Linked DNA regions of Mus musculus: region 2 is linked to region 1. Evidence: chromatin loops called from intact Hi-C (ENCODE). Cell type or tissue: left cerebral cortex. All regions are shown on one strand. Each heading gives the region's core, and the rest is flanking DNA. Links, peaks and the distances in the headings are about the cores only. Region 1 has its middle 13 kb from the start of Gm39741. Region 2 holds the start of Lpgat1 (lysophosphatidylglycerol acyltransferase 1).

What was found. A loop is a pair of places that touch in the nucleus more often than their neighbours do. Peaks named below come from ENCODE experiments on the same cell type or tissue, not always from the same donor. Only the 100,000 strongest peaks of a DNase experiment are listed, where the experiment ranks them.
Region 2: a loop joins it to region 1, with 2.1 times the contacts of the local background. A loop is called at or near these places in 3 of 42 quality-filtered maps.

Annotation. Positions count from the first base shown.
Region 1 is chr1:191,658,619-191,666,456 of GRCm38, forward strand. No RefSeq gene overlaps it. Among named protein-coding and RNA genes, the nearest start is that of Gm39741, 13 kb to the left of the region's middle. In left cerebral cortex, for the core only: no CTCF peak of the experiment used is centred there; a DNase peak (open chromatin) is centred at 3,762; H3K27ac peaks cover 196 bases.
Region 2 is chr1:191,713,679-191,721,516 of GRCm38, forward strand. It overlaps Lpgat1 (lysophosphatidylglycerol acyltransferase 1), which reads left to right and starts at 4,346. Exons shown (of 8, transcript NM_172266.3): 1 at 4,346-4,527; 2 at 5,676-5,940. The coding sequence starts at 5,703. In left cerebral cortex, for the core only: CTCF peaks have their summits at 4,303 and 6,853; DNase peaks (open chromatin) are centred at 4,257, 4,558, 5,198 and 5,739; H3K4me3 peaks cover 2,971 bases; H3K27ac peaks cover 3,305 bases.

The DNA of each region.
Region 1 (7,838 bases), core at 1,289-6,288:
TGCTGTGAACAGACACTATGACTAAGGCAACTCTTATAATAAGGACACCATTTAATTGGGGCTGACTTACAGGCTCAGAGGTTCAGTCCATTATCATCAAGGTGAGAACATGGCAGCATCCAGGCAGGCATGATGCAGGAGGAGCTGAGAATTCTGCATCTTTATCTAAAGGCTGCTAGCAGAATACTGGCTTTCAGGCAGCTGGGATGAGGGTCTTAAGGCCCACAACTATCATGACACACCTACTCCAACGGGTCCAGGGTATTTCTAATAGTACCACTCCCTGGGCAGAGCAGATACAAATCAGCACAGGATGCTAACCTTGCCAAGACGTAGGAATGAAAATCTGGTGAGACTGACTTCATCAACCTGGATTAGACTTTAAGGAGTATAATATCAGGTGGTTTATTTCCAATATATTTAAGCCCAGTGTAGTTTTAAAAAAAAAAGTTTCCTGGTGTAATACAATCCCAGGTGCACAAAGACATGTAATTACATTGAAACTCAAATCAGGTTAGTGTCATCTCTTCCAAGAAGATGAGTTCTAGAGATAAGCTAACTGTACTAGCTTAAGGGCCTAAGGATCTGGCCTGGTCTCCATCATACAGATAACATAGTCATTTGGGCTACTATCCACCTCTAGTCCTGACTGTGAGAGTTTAGGGGAGTCTCTGGCTATAAGGGTATTTATACTAAGCCATCTCTGGTCCTGGTTGTAGGACCATGCTATGGCCTGGCCCAACAGATAACACAGATCACCAAGCTATTACTCCAATTCCCAGCTTTCTGGATGGAAGAACAAGTTTTTCATCTTTTCCATTGGAAAGATGTGCCAGAGAGGCTAGAATGGGAACAGTGTCATTAGGTGGCTGCTATTAGTAAGTATTTCAGGTAATTGTGTGTTTATCATTCCTGGTTTCTCTGGAGATCTGTGGGTGCAAGGACCTTGCTGCTCTGCTCCCAACATGTGACTCTAGCCACACCTGGGCTAAATGATTCTGCTCCTGCTCAAGCCCCGCCTCTCTGGACTCCAGCCTCCAGGGATGGAACATCTGGCTTGGGAAGGAAAGTTGCCTGCAGAGACTGGATACTGTGAAAACAGCAGAAGAGAGTGGTGGTTGCGGGGAGAGGAGGAAAGAGAGCCAGCCAGTGCTCCGCAGGACACCTTTTGGATGAAACCCTGCCAGCATTAGTAGGGAAGGAAGGGAGAGCCAGCCTGTGCTCCGAGGGATGCCCTCTGGGTGGAACTCTTCCAGCACTAGTAGGGAGGGTCTAATGATGACTTCTCCGGGTTCCCTTTCTGTCTCCTCTACTGTAGCTCTCTGACTTCCTTGTGAGTCCATTTCAGAACCAAAAAGTGTGATCTCTCCTTTCCCTAAGGGAGTTACCAAGTGGGGTCCTTACATCCCCGCTTGGGTTGGAGTTTCCCAACAGTCTCATTAAGTGACTCTGAGTGTGCCTGGGACAGACACTCAAGGGAGGAGGTGGAAGCCACTGACAACAGTGGGACTGGGAGCTGTCGAAAGGAGGGAGGAACAGTCAGTCTGCTGTTGACTTGGGTCCCAAGCATACAGCCTTGCACTGACATCTCACCCACTGAAAGACAGCAGTGTTCTGCGTGCCAAGCTTACCTCCACACTCACATATCTATGTTTGTGACAGCATTTAGACAGCCTTTCCTTTGAGGGGATTTCCTTTCCCCATCTAAATTACTTCAGTGCAACAGCCAATCATGGAACCCTTCTCACCTCACAGTGGTGGGCATGCAACCCAGAAACAGCCAATCAGATCCTTCTCCTTGCCTTGTATATATGGATGCAGGGAAAGAGAAAAACCTTTCCACTAGAGATGGCTAAATAGAAGTTAAGCTATTTGCAAGTATTGCCACCCTTGTATAGAAGAGTGTCCATCCATCCACCCATCCATCCACCCATCCACCCTTCTGTCTGTACCTTTACTTATCGTCTGGATTTTCATAATGTTTACATATGGCTAGAAATACGGCTGTGAGCCAGTTTGTGTGTGGAGTGTATGAGAAAGTGTGTTTAAGTTGTTACTGTCCTCCTGGCAATCCTGTGAGGCAGCTGAGGCGCAGACTACAGGCAGCACAGAGGAGCAAGGGTTTATAGCAGACTCATCTGAACCTCAAGTTCTGCAGCAAGTCTGTCTTCCAATCTGTCTCTCCAAAGATGGGTAACGCAGACCCTGCTCACATAAGCACAGCTTGTAAGGAAAGCGGGAACTTTGTGGTATAAAGGTGACACAATGCTGTCACAGACACACGTAAATTCGTCAGGCTCCTCCAGGGAGAATAATTTTATACCTAATTGTACCTTAGTCATCCCAGCCCAATTTGTGGGATTCCTTTTTCCTTGGATGCCAAAGGAAACCTCAAAGTATTAAAGTCCCCCAAAGGTACTCCAGGCTGTTAGGAACACTGGCCATTGCCTAACAAGCAACTTTCACAACTTTCACCACAATAGTTGTATCCTGTAGCCCCTCCTACAGAGCCTGACTTGGTCTGGTCATATTTGCAGTTGCCCTGGAACCTCTTGAGCAAGACCCTCCCACACACATAGCAGGGGGTTCTTTTCAGACCCTGACTAGGCACAAACCACACCCAAACACCTGTTTTCTGAGAGATCCTTTATTTAAAGTGGGGAAGAAGAGAAAGTGGCCGTTGTGTCAGCCACTCTGGCAGAAAAACCGCAGCAAATGACCTTGCAGGCGTAATTTATAGGAAGAGGCTGGGTTAGGAGGCGGCGGCATATCTTGATTGGGTATGATAATTAGGTGAACAAATGGGACATTTGATTGCTGGACTTCAATACTTTTTGATAGCTGGACCTTGGTAGTCAGTCTCAGGAGGGGGAAGTAGCCAAATAAAGGACTAGACCTTGGTGGTTGGCTTTAGGAATGTAATCTAACAGTTTTTAGCAAGGCAGAGGGAATCGGGGAGAAGGGCAAGGCCTTCCAGAGCTATGCTTGCAAAGCCCAGGCTGGCTAGAGTCCCTTCGCCTTTTCTCCCAAGAATAATTATAAGAATAACTGGCCTTAATTCTCAATCTCTGCTCATTAGATCCTAATGCTTCCTGCTACAGCCGCAGTGAACCCACAGCTGAGCAGGAGCTGGAAAAAAAAAAACTAAATATGTATTTTTATTACCCAAACATCTGCTGAGAGAAATTAATTTGCACATGTCACTGGCAAGCCATTTGCAAGGAGCATGACACAGTCTGTTGTTTAAGCTTGGTTTTCAATCTTTTCTTTTCCTTACTCTTAACACTGCTTTCAAATTGGGCAAAGTAGCAGAGTGGGCCCACCCTTCCCTTTCTCATGCACAAGTGGACAAATTACTGAAGGTCACTACGGAGGGAACTGTACAAAGGGTATTTGGAAAGATTAGGTGTATGTGTGCCTTAGCCATCAAGGCATACTGACCATGATCCTGCTGCAATGCATTCTTGTCTATAGGTACAATGTCAAGAAAGTTGCAAAGCTGGGTGTGATGGCTCACACCTTTAATCCCAGCACTCGAAAGCAGAGCAGGCTGACCAGCCTGGTCTAAAGAGCTAGCTCCAGGTCAGCCAGGGCTACACAGAGAAACTCTGTCTGCAAAACCCAAAACAGTGAATAAATCAAAACAAGAAAGTTTCGTGTCAGTAACGAAGCAGCTGAACACACATCCCTCGTCACAGAGCTCAGCTACCTTGCAACAGCAGAGCTAAATTAGCAGTGAATCATATCTGGAAGCAAGAGCGGCAGCAGCTGGAAACTGACTCACTTATGACACGCTGCTAGGGAAACGCCCACCCAGATGACTCGGGGCCCAGTGGCACTGCTGTTGGGCCGCTGTCAACCTTCCTGGTGGAATACTCAAACCAGAATTCTCAAAATTTGGTTCCACCTTAGCCTTGCTTATGAACTTCACCTAGCAAGTTGTCATTAACTAGGTTTTAGAGGTACATAAAGGTGAAGATATTATAGTCTGTGCTCACGTGTTTACTGTTTAAGTGGTGGGGCTTTAGGAGGGGACTGGACTGTGGGAGCTCTGATGTCATTCATGGGTTAATCTAGTGGTGGGTTCATAGTGTGGTGGGCTCTTATGAGGCAGGACCTAGTTTACTGAAGTGTGGGGGCCTGGGGGGGGAGCACCCTGTCCTGTACACTTACCACAGACCCAGAGCCAATGGAGCTACACAACCATAGACTGTAACTTGTGAAATTGTGAGCCAAAACAAATCTTTCCTCCATTAAGCTGGTTTGCTCTTGGGTCTTTTGTCACAGTGCAGACTGGCATACAGGGCATATAGCTTGCAAATAGTTTAGTTCAAAGATTGTAGGAAAGACTTGCTTTTTCCTGACTCAGTTTCTAAGTCAAACAGGCCTGAGGTAGAAGGTGCTGGAATGTAGCTAACTCATTCTCAGGAAAGTAAGACGAGATTCTACGCCTGAGAGGCAGCCATGGCTGTCACCTGCCGTCCCCTCTGGGAGTTATCCCAGGACCTCAGCACTAAGTAAACATTCCAGCCTGACAAGTTGACTGCAAAGGTTAATGTGTCTCGGAAGGTTTTCATACTTGCTGATTTTTGAAAAAAATCAAGCATCCCAGAGCAATGGAGACTGAGATCGGCAATTCACAAAAGATTTGAGCTATTTTAGTTGTGGCTTAAAAATTAACAACACCAAAAAAAAGTTAGGGAGTAGCCTGGCAGAAAACCTGCGATGCTGGCCTCCAAAGGGCACCGTGCCTGGATATTTCTACCTTAGAAAACAACACTTTCCCATGGTATAACACTTCAACTCGAGAAACACATTTGCATGCATTACCAAGTCTCCAGAGAGCAGCTGCAATTTCTGAGGTGACCTGAGGTAATTCACAACTCCTCGACCTCTTTTCCTTCTTCCTCTAACCCTCTCCTCCTATCTCCTTGGGTTTGTATCCCTCCTAATGTATTTTCTTTCTCTCCTGTTGATTTTGCTTTTCTTAGTTTCTGCTATATAGTTCTCTTAGCTTCTGTTCAGCCTCCGAACAAGCCATAGATCTTTGCGGGGTTAGCCAGAGTTCAGATCCTGATCTAATCCAAAGAGGACTTTTGGAGTCTGTTCTATAATATCAAAATATTTATCTTTCCTAGTGAGTTTCCTTTGTTTCTAGATAGATTCTCAAATAGTGAGTGGGTTGTGTACTGGAAGCCACGGTGTGTGGGGGAGGTCATCTACCTGTCTCGCCTCGATGAGCCAGCCAACACAAGCTGCAAGATCTAAAGTTCAAGGTGCCTTATGGAGTTGCCTTATGGAGGTGTCGTATGGGCTTCTTTGTGCTATATCTCTCCAGATTTACATTGGGAATTCTGACTACCTTAGAATAGGATTTCATGGACTGGAGAGATGGCTCAGTGGTTAAGAGCACTGACTGCTCTTGCGAAGGTCCTGAGTTCAAATCCCAGCAACCACACATGGTGGCTCACAACCATCCATAATAAGATCTGACACCCTTTTCTGGGGTGTCTGAAGACAGCTACAGTGTATTTACATATAATAACTAAATCTTTAAAAAAAAATAGGACTTCATTTGGAACATGACCAACAAGGCAAACAGTTGCACAATATTAGAATGAAATTGAAAATGAAGTCACACAAGCAAGCCCCAACATAAATGAAAGGTATCTTCTATAAAGTGGGGAGATTAAGGACCAACCACACACAGAGGGAAGACTGAGCCCGTGAGAACGCAGTGAGAGAACGGCCACCTAACAGCCAAGGAGGGCGGCATGGAGCGCACTGTTTACCTCACAGCCCTCAGAAGGATTCTTTTTTATTATTATTAGATATTTTCTTCATTTACAGTTCAAATGCTATCACAAAAGTCCCCTATACCCTCCCCCCACCCTGCTCCCCTACCCACTCACTCCCACTTCTTGGCCCTGGCGTTCCCCTGTACTGAGGCAGATAAAGTTTGCACGACCAATGGGCCTCTCTTTCCACTGATGGCTGACTATGCTATCTTCTGCTACATATGCAGCTAGAGACACGAGCTCTGGGGTTACTGGTTAGTTCATATTGTTGTTCCACCTATAGGGTTGCAGACATCTTCAGCTCTTGGGTACTTTCTTGAGCTCCTACATCCTCAGAAGGATTCTGTCTGCATTCTGATCCCTGAGTTCTGGCCTTCAAACCCATGAGAAAATGTAACTCTACTCTTATGCTACCCAGTTTGTGGTACAGCACACTCTCCCTGGACAGTCGGAAAACGGAGCAGCAGGCACAGAGACTCAGTTCCCCCCACCCCCACCCCCACCCCCACCTTGTCACAGGATTATTTTAAGTCTCAAACGGTCTAAGAGAAACAACAAGCTTCAGAAATGAAGCATGGCCGGGCGTGGCGGCGCACGCCTTTAATCCCAGCACTCGGGAGGCAGAGGCAGGCAGATTTCTGAGTTCGAGGCCAGCCTGGTCTACAAAGTGAGCTCCAGGACAGCCAGGGCTACACAGAGAAACCCTGTCTCAAAAAAACCAAAAAAAAAAAAAAAAAAAAAAAAAAAAAAAAATGAAGCCGTAATGAAGATGAAAGAGATCGGATTGTTTTGAGAAAGCTTGGTTTATGGTGTATAGTAAGACAAGGGGAAGGGAAGGTGCCAGGACTCTAAAGAAAGGCGGACAAGCTGCAGAGATTGCATTCAGCAAAGACTTATGCATAGAAGTACAAATAGCGGGATCCTCACATCTCAAAGAAAGAAGAGACTTACATGCTAAGCTGGACAAAGGTGGACTGTGGCCAATTGGAATGTTCTTCAGCTTTCCTGGGACAGTATGTAGCATGAAATACTGGGTTGATGACTGTGTTTATCCTACAGTGTTTGGAATATATGCCAGGGTCACCTGATGCCAAAAATAGCAACAATGGCTGGCAAGATGATTTAGTGGGTGAAGGCTTTTGCCACCAAACCTAACAATACATTGCTGTGGAAGGAATGATAAACTCTACTTAACCTGTAGAAAAGACGCACAATCCAGGCATTTTATTCACAAGCCGTAAGACTAGATTGGGCAGGTTTGGAGGGATTCTAACTTATTTCCCAGACATATGTCTCTTGTTTCTTTCTTTCTTTTTTTTCAAAATTTACTTATTTATTTATGTTATGTGAATACACTGCCACTGTCTTCAAGGGCATTGGATCTCATGACAGATGGTTGTGAGCCACCATATGGTTGCTGGGAATTAAACTCAGGACCTCTGGAAGAGCAGTCAGTACTTTTAACCTCTGAGCCATTTCTCCAGCCCTTGTTTCTTGCTGGTTTTCCTAGCCAAGTGCTCATAGTCAGTCTCCTCTCAAGCTGGCCTCCTCCACTCTCCATGTCTCTCTCTTTCATCTCTCCTGAGAACCTTCACTCAATCACCAAGTCCCACCTTTTTCCCTCTTCTGCCTATTCATGGGCTCTAGCCTTTTATTGACTAGTTAAATTGGGGAGCAAGGTTTACATAGCATCACTCGGTGTGAGGATCTGCTCACAGGATGACCAGATCTTTGGAGGCAGCATTTAGCATTTAAATGCAAGCAACACCACACCAACCCCCTACACATCACCACATAGATAAATTAAAAACTTTGAAATGGTAGTCATAACCAGGAGACTGTGGTTGGCTCAAGCTGGGTTCTTACTGGGTTAACACAGACTGTGCTCTTTGCTGCCAAATCAAAGTTCCTGTCTTTAAAATGAGTTCTCTTCAGCGGGCACACCTGTATCCCTTTCCATGGTTTGTCTCTTTCTGCTCATAGTTCTGATAATCCTCTAATGGTCTCCATGTTTGCTACTTGTCTCTTTCCGCTGGAAAG
Region 2 (7,838 bases), core at 1,866-6,865, 56 kb after region 1:
GGGGTCTTTGTCTTACAGATTCTCCAGGGCCCTAGGAATAGTTTTAGCTGGGGCAGAAAAAAAAGGAAACCAGATGGACAGGAAAGGAGCCCAGGAAGACAGAGTTGTTTAGGTCATAAGAAGACTGAAAACAACCCTGTTAAAGATTAGTTACTCAAATGTTTTGGTCAAGACTTGAGGGTCAAGTCTGACCCACCTTGTCTAGAGGACTTTAAGATGATAGCCCCACAGGCTTTATATACAATGACTATTGGTATCTTTCCAGCCGGAGGTTGGTGCGACAGCAACTGGAATGCCAGACTCTCTGGGGCTGCTGACTTCTAGGTTGCCACTGTTTCTTAGCAATCTCGGGCCTGTGCCAAGTCACTGCATGGGCACAGAACTGCTGGTAGGTTCCCCCTAGAGAGGAAATAGTCCATTGGAGCCTCATTGTAGAAACCAGCACAGGCAGGTAAAATGTTTTTATAATTGCCACTAGGAAAAAGAGTGGGCCCTGGGGGAAATCTTCTACCCAAGGGACCCCCCTCTAGTTATAACCTAATTCGCTGTGCGTATGTGGATCATGTGGGTGGAATCTATTCTTCTGAGGAGTTAGGTTAGATTGTTTTCAAATGTGTGGAGACTCTAAGAAATGGAAGTTGCTGTATTTTCCCACCATGTTTTGTGGTTCAAATTTAAGGTTTTGAGACAGACCTGTTGCCGTAAGGTAGGATCTGTTTCCTTTTTGTTCCCTATTAGGGTTGTACACAAAAGCTCTGCAACTCTGGAATTAAGGTTCGTGTTTTGTTAAAAATAGCTCTAAGGTGGTGGAACAGGAAACTGGAAGCCAGTTGTCACTGACTTTTCTACAGCCATTCTGATCTTCCTGTTAGGATCATTCAAGGAATTTATATCTCTATTTGCATGTGGTAGAATGCAAATAAACCATAGGAAAACCTCAGCAAGTTAGTGTTAAAAAGTGGCAAGGCAAAAAAGTTATTATATGCAAGGAGAAAAAAATGAATGCAACATGATAAACTAAAATGAATGTTGAAATATAAGAAATGAGAAAAAGGAAGAAAAAAGGAAAAAAAAAAGAAATATAAGAAATGGCTGTAAACACCATCTGAAACGGTTTCCTGAACAAGTTAGACCAAACACCATTTTTCATGATTTATAGAGGTTTAATTATCTTAAACTGAACATAATTCTGTGGTCAGAAAGCTAAGAAAAACCCCTTCCATATGCCGTTGGCATATTTGTACCTGTAGCATGGTGTGCTGCACAATTTGCTGAACTTCAAGAAAAGCTGCACAGGCAGCTTCCTGTAAGGGTAGGCTAGGGTACAGCTAGAGCCTATTTAGCAGGCATTCAGCCCCAGGTTCTCCCCCACCAAACAACAGCCACCAAACAAATCCTCCCGGGTAGAAGCTAGTTAAGATAATGAGATGATCTAGGGAACTGGGCTTCTTGGTACTTTGCCTGAAGAGCAACTAAAATGACAATGTCTGCTGCAGTGTAGAGAAGAGAATGCTATGGCTGAACAGCACCCCAAAAATTCATACACTGGAACTCAGTTTCTGCTTCCTCAGAATGCAAATAGACCTGGGGCCTTAAAAGAGACAACTATTTTGAAACGCAGCCATTAGTGTGGGCCTCAATCCAATCAGACTGGTTATCTTTTAAGAGGTTTGACTGGGTGTGGTGGCACATGCCTCTAATCTCAGCATTTGGAAGGAAGACACTTCTGTAGAGTACTGTCTGAGCCAAATAATGAGGTGAGGGCTGGCCTGCTGGTTTCCTATGAAGACCTGTCTCTCAGTGAAACACCAGAAGGGATTTGGACAGATCTAGAGACAAACGCTTATAGAGAGATGCCATGTGAGTACAGGGCAAACCAAGGAGACAGGCCAGAGAAACCAAACCTGTCCACACCTTGATCTTTGGCTTTAGCTTCCGGAACTTGATGAAAACTAGTGACTAGCATTTTGTTGTGGACTAATGCAGACAGAACAGATGTGATCCAATAATAACTTGCAATTAAAAGGTTGTACCTCCAAGATTCAGGTTACTTAAAGTCTATAAACTATCAACCTCAGAATCTCCTATTAACAATTTTTGTTTCTTTGGTTGACTGGTTAGATTTCTGAGACAGGGTCTCTCTCTACATAGCCTCAGCTGCCTTGAAGCTCACTACATAGTCCAAATTTGCCTCAGACTCACTCAGAGCCACCTGTCTCTGCCTCGGAGTACTAAGATCAAAGGTGTGCTCCACCATGCCTAGCATTCCTTTAATACTCTGAAAAAAATGCAGGCCCCCAAGATCTCCTGTTATACTATTCTTTTATGTATCTGGGTTCTTACTGTGGTAAAATGTCACAAATGATGCTTTTGAAACCGAAATCTTGAGCTCCACTGCTTGGCTAGCAAGTGCTAATTCTCTTAAGTTAGTGTATCTAGTGTTCAGGCAGATGTTCTACCATCTAGTAAGCAGATATAAGTCTCGATGCTTGTTATCAGTGTCAGTGGGTACCACAGCATGTGGAGAAGCTGAGTGAGATGAGAACAGGTGGAATCCTTGAAGAAATTGATGTTTGATTCTGGAAATATGTCTTTTGACTATCTTCCTTAAGAATATAATGACACAACTTGAATGGTCATCTTATTACACTTCTCTCCTTAGGTTTATTTGAAGTTCTTGGTGCCTAAAATGAAAGGAAGAATGGCCAATGAATGGGTGTATCTGACTTTTCTTTTGCTACTCATCAGTTGAGCCTCTATGGACAGTTCCTTGACAAGGCCAATTGCCTTTAATTCTTTTTAGGTGTGCTTTGTCACAGGTTGGGATGGGCCTTGAAAATACACATGAGCTACATCCCTAGCATGCCCTGTACAGTAAAATATGTTTGTGAACAGGTAAAGGATAATAATAGCTATAAAGGCTAACATACATGGAAATTATTTATATATCTATATCAATATCATACAGGTTCTGTGTAGAATAGGAATTAAAAAAATATTTTCACATGGCAAAAGGCAACTTGCCTGTCATTCCTGGATCAAAGTTGGAGGAAAGAGAGGGACAGTTTTATCAAAGCATGAACATTTTTTTGGTTTGATTTTTTTTTTTTTTTTTTGACAAGGTCTAGTAGCCTAGGCTGGCCCAGGACTCCTGGCACTCCTGCCTTAGCCTCTCTGGTGCTGGGATTATCTATGAGAACCACCACACTGGGCTTTGACATTTTCACAATAAGTGATACTCCTTCAAATATGGCAGTTCCCTAGAGACACGTGAAAACTGCCATCCTAGCTGGGCATTGTGGCTCAAACCTATGACCCCAACTTTGGGGAGAATGAGGCAGGATGTTTTCTACATGTTGAAGGCCAGCCTGAGCTATGTTATAAATTACAGATCAGCCTGGACTACATAGAAAGTAAGGCCTGGTTTTAAAAGAAGGAGAAAACAAACTGCTGCTCTAGTCACAAAGCTTTACCTATTCATAGACAGGATCTCTAACTCATTCTTTATCCTAAGCTAGCCTGAAGCTCACATCAATCCTCCTGCCTCAGCTTCTCAAGTGCTGAGATTAGGAGCATCAGCTACCACACCCAACAAGAGATACTGGGTCTGAAAGGACCCTTGGTTTTGGTGGTTTGGTTTTGTCTTAGGTATGCTGTCTGTATTCCTTATGGTGTTCAGCCTTTGAACCCAAATTCAGCTAATGTCCTAGTAGTGATCAGGGCTGGCTAGGAGTTCTTAAGGCCATTGTATTCAGTATCAAGCATGTGGCTAATTGTTTTTTCTTCATTAATTCAGTTCTATTTCTGTGCAGACCACTGGATTCTCACTGATCTGCCCCCACCGTGTGTGTGTGTGTGTGTGTGTGTGTGTGTGTGTGTGTGTGTGTGTGTAGCGGGATTGAAAATGTTGTCATTCAGGTTTCAGGTGCTTTCCAGAAACAAGAACTCTGGCACTTAAAACAATTGATTTAAAACACTAGACCGTAATGCCTTGGGGAGGTTCAGAAGAAAAGCTCTGAGCCCAAGCGAGTTTCTTTAGGAATGAAAAGGAGAAAGCGTGCCAGCCTGGGGCGGCCAAAGGAGCCGCAACAATGCAGCGCAGCGGCCCTTTTGGCTGAAAGGGGTCCAGGAGGGCCCGAAAGGTCCGCGCGCGCTGGCAGAGCTGGCCTTCTTCCTAGACCTTTCCGAGCAGCGTTCTGCCCCGCCCGACTCGGAGCTCGGCGACGTCCGGGGCCTAGGCCGGGCGGCCCGGGGCGCCCTCGACCGCGCACTAGGGGGTCCGTGGGGCGGGCCGCGCCGCGCCTTCGTTAGAGGGCGCTCAGGGGCGCCGCCGCTTCCTCCCGCCAACCCGCCCCGCCGGCCGGGGCGCACGCAGCCACCGGGCCCTGGGGAGCGAGCGAGTCTCCACGCCGCCCGGGACCTGGAGCCGGGAGGGCCGCGCCGCCGCTGCCGCCGCCGCCGCCTCCTTCCGCCGGCCATGCATTCTTCCGGCTCCCGCAGCCCGGGCTGGGTCCCGGCCTGCCCAAGGTAAACCTGGGGCGCGGCGGGCCGGGCCCGGGAGGCGCTGGGGGCGGGGAAGGGTGCCGTTGGTCGCGTGGCCTGTGGAGGAGGCGGCGGCGGCCCGAGGGCCGAGGGCGCGGTAGGCCCGGGGAGGAGGCGGAGGCGGGGGCGCGGGGCATCGCCCGCCTCCCCGGGACCCGCCCCGGTGACAGGTCCGGCCTCTGAGTCCCCACCGCGCCTCTGTCCGCAGGCAGCCGCGAGGGGACTAGGGCGCCCGCGCGCCCGCTCGCGCCGCGCCTCGGGCCGCCTGGGCCGCCGCAGCCGCGTCCATGACCGCGACCCCCGGGCCAGGGACTCCCGCCGCCGCCGCCGCCGCCGGCCCTCGGCCCTGTCGCCGCTCGCCGCTCGCGCCCACTGAGGTGAGCCCGCCGAGGAGGATACCTGGCCGAGGGGAGCCCTCTGTGGAGAGCCCGCTGAGGGGACCCGGCGGAGGAGAGCCCGCCGCGGCGACCCGGAGGCCGTCCGGCTCCTCACCTGAGGAAACCGCTGCCCGAGCCTCCTCAGCCGGGCGTCGCGGGCTCCACGGGCTCCGCATCCCTCGCCCCTCGGCTTCACCTTCTGGTCCCGCTCCCCTCCCCCTCCCCGCCGGCTTCCTCTCATCTTCCTCCTTCTCCTCCTCCTCCTTCCTGGGCCCCTCTCCTTTCCTTTCCCCTTCAGTGGCGAGGAAAAGCAAGCACCCCGCTCTTGCGGACGAGCCCTTGGGGGAGCCCCGGTAAAGGCATGGCCGGGCGTTTCAGGACCGGCGTGGCGGGACCTCCGGCCGGCGGGTCCTGGTCCGGGTCCAGGTCCGGGGCAGCGTGCGGAGACCGAGGGTCGCAGTGCGGGGCCGCCACCGGCTAGCGGGACGGTCTAGCGTTGGTTAACTGTGTTCCGCCGTGGCCCGTGCCCCGCAGAACGGCTCTCTTGACCTTGTGCGGCTCCTCCCTCCTCACTGTCCCCCTCTGGAATTTGCCCTCGAGATCGCCAGGCGGGCGAGCGAGCGAGCGAGCGAGCGCTGCATCTGGAGAGCGTAGACCCTCGCGTTTTCTTGTATTTTTGTGCTGGAGATTTCTGTGCTGCTGCCGCCGACTGCACCCATTTTTCCTTTTGAAATGATTTTTTCCTTTCATCCCCAGAAAGACAGGACCGACGCCAATGTAAGAATGGCCGTGACCGTGGAAGAAGCTCCGTGGCTGGGCTGGATTGTAGCGAAAGCCCTGATGAGATTTGCCTTCATGGTCGCCAACAACCTGGTCGCTATTCCATCCTACATCTGCTATGTAATTATACTGCAGCCACTCCGAGTGCTGGACAGTAAGCGCTTCTGGTATATCGAAGGACTCATGTACAAATGGCTTTTAGGAATGGTGGCTTCCTGGGGCTGGTATGCTGGATACACAGGTAAGAGGGAGAGCACTTTAATGCCCAGGAACCAATTTGCAATGCTATGCATAAGTCAGGAGCCATGATTGAATCTATGTTGTGCTTTGAGTTGAGAATGCCTTGGCTATTAGGAACAAATAGTCTTGTTGGATTTCTCATCAAAACCTCAGCCAGGAAGCCTAATGTTTTCAGAAGTATAGTTTTATAATTAAATATTATTGATAGATGCCTTAAGTAGTGTATTTTTTATTCAGTTGACATTGACTCATTAAAGTTGGTCCTTAAAAAGCTATCACAGAGGAATAGGAATGCACTACATAGGACTTGAGGGCTTCCGTAGTGAAGATGTAAGTAAGATACTTAGCCCATACGCATTGGACATAAGAAGAGCCACAGAGACATATATATTTCTGCTCAGATAGTTTAATAAGTTTTTCTCATGTAATGTAATACTGCACTGTGTAATGTTTTAAGCTAAGTGTTCCCCATGTCTATTATGTTTCTTTTGTTTTCTAGAATTTATATTTTATCTCATAAATCTATTATTAAAATTTTTAAAATATGCTAATTTCCCTGAGTGTCTTTAAGTGGATTTCTCTCTTTGCTTTTAAACTTCGTTTTGGGGAGAAGGGGTAATGCTGTGCTGAAGTGGACTTTAATAGCACGACATGAGACGAGGCATGCGTTTTCTATACGTAAACTTCACATATTTTGAGAACTTCCATTTCTGCCTAAATGCAGTATCCTTTATTTTCTTTCATTGATCATTTCTTCTTTAGGATTAGAATAATGCAGAAAGGGTGAGGCTTCTAGCACTTGTGAGATGTGGAAACTTTTATTATGGAAACAAAACTGGTGGGCAGATTCCTCAGCAGCTATGCTGCAGTTCACAGCTAGCGAGAGTGGAGGGTAGTGTTTAAGGATCAGACAGCAAAAATGCTTCTCCATTTTTAGCATCTGTCTCCCTCTTGCCTGCACTGCCTGCATCTGCAGATTTTATCCATACACCAGAAAGGGATTGACAGCACAGGGCCTGGCAGCCTCCTGCTGTGTGAGAGAATGTGTCTGTGGCCCCAGATGAAGGGTTTTTCCTTCCCTCGTTACTGTCTGGTACTCTGTAAGGCCCTGGCCTGGTACCTGCATTGCTTCTTGGCAATGAGCTGTTGAGATGCCGATATCTTTGTGGATACTATGGGTAAGCAAGCTCCTTGTCCTTTTCAGTGCCTGGTAGCAATACTAATGATAGAGAGAAAATGACATTCCTGCCCGTCGTGCTGAATCTCATCTTAATTGCCTTGCTTGCTTGATGTCATTGGCTTTCCCAAGTATTCTATGTAATAGCTGGTAGCTCAGTATACTTATGTTTGCTTGTTTAAAATGAGCTTTTAGGCTTTCAAAAGCAGCTTGTATTTTTTCTACTTAAAAGCAATGAAATAACTGAAACATCTGTATCTATGTGTGGTACATACTTATGCGGACCAGCCTGATGGAGTGAGTGTTGACCTTGAGATGATGAGAGATGAGCGCTGCTGCCTGAAGGCTGTCACCTGTGGCTAGGACTCCCTGTAGTTGTCCTTTTCTTAGTTTTCTTTTTTTTGGTGGTGGTGGGTGTTACTTGTTTTGCTCTTCTTGAGACAAGATTTTGTTTCTATGTCCTTGACCATCCCCAAACATGTCACCCACACTGGCATTAAACTGGGCTGCTTCTCAAGTGCTGGGAAAACGGCTCACCTCCTGTGTGTTTTTTAACAAAAGCTTCCTGAGGTGTCTTCTTCCTTACTAACTACCTATCTTTCAGTGGTCATGGTGTGACCTCTGTGCTTTAGTCTCTTCCAAACATTTGCTCTTCTTTAGGCTGCTGCATGCTGACAATTTGATCAGTTTTTCATCAGATTTTAGTTTCTAGTGAGCAGAAC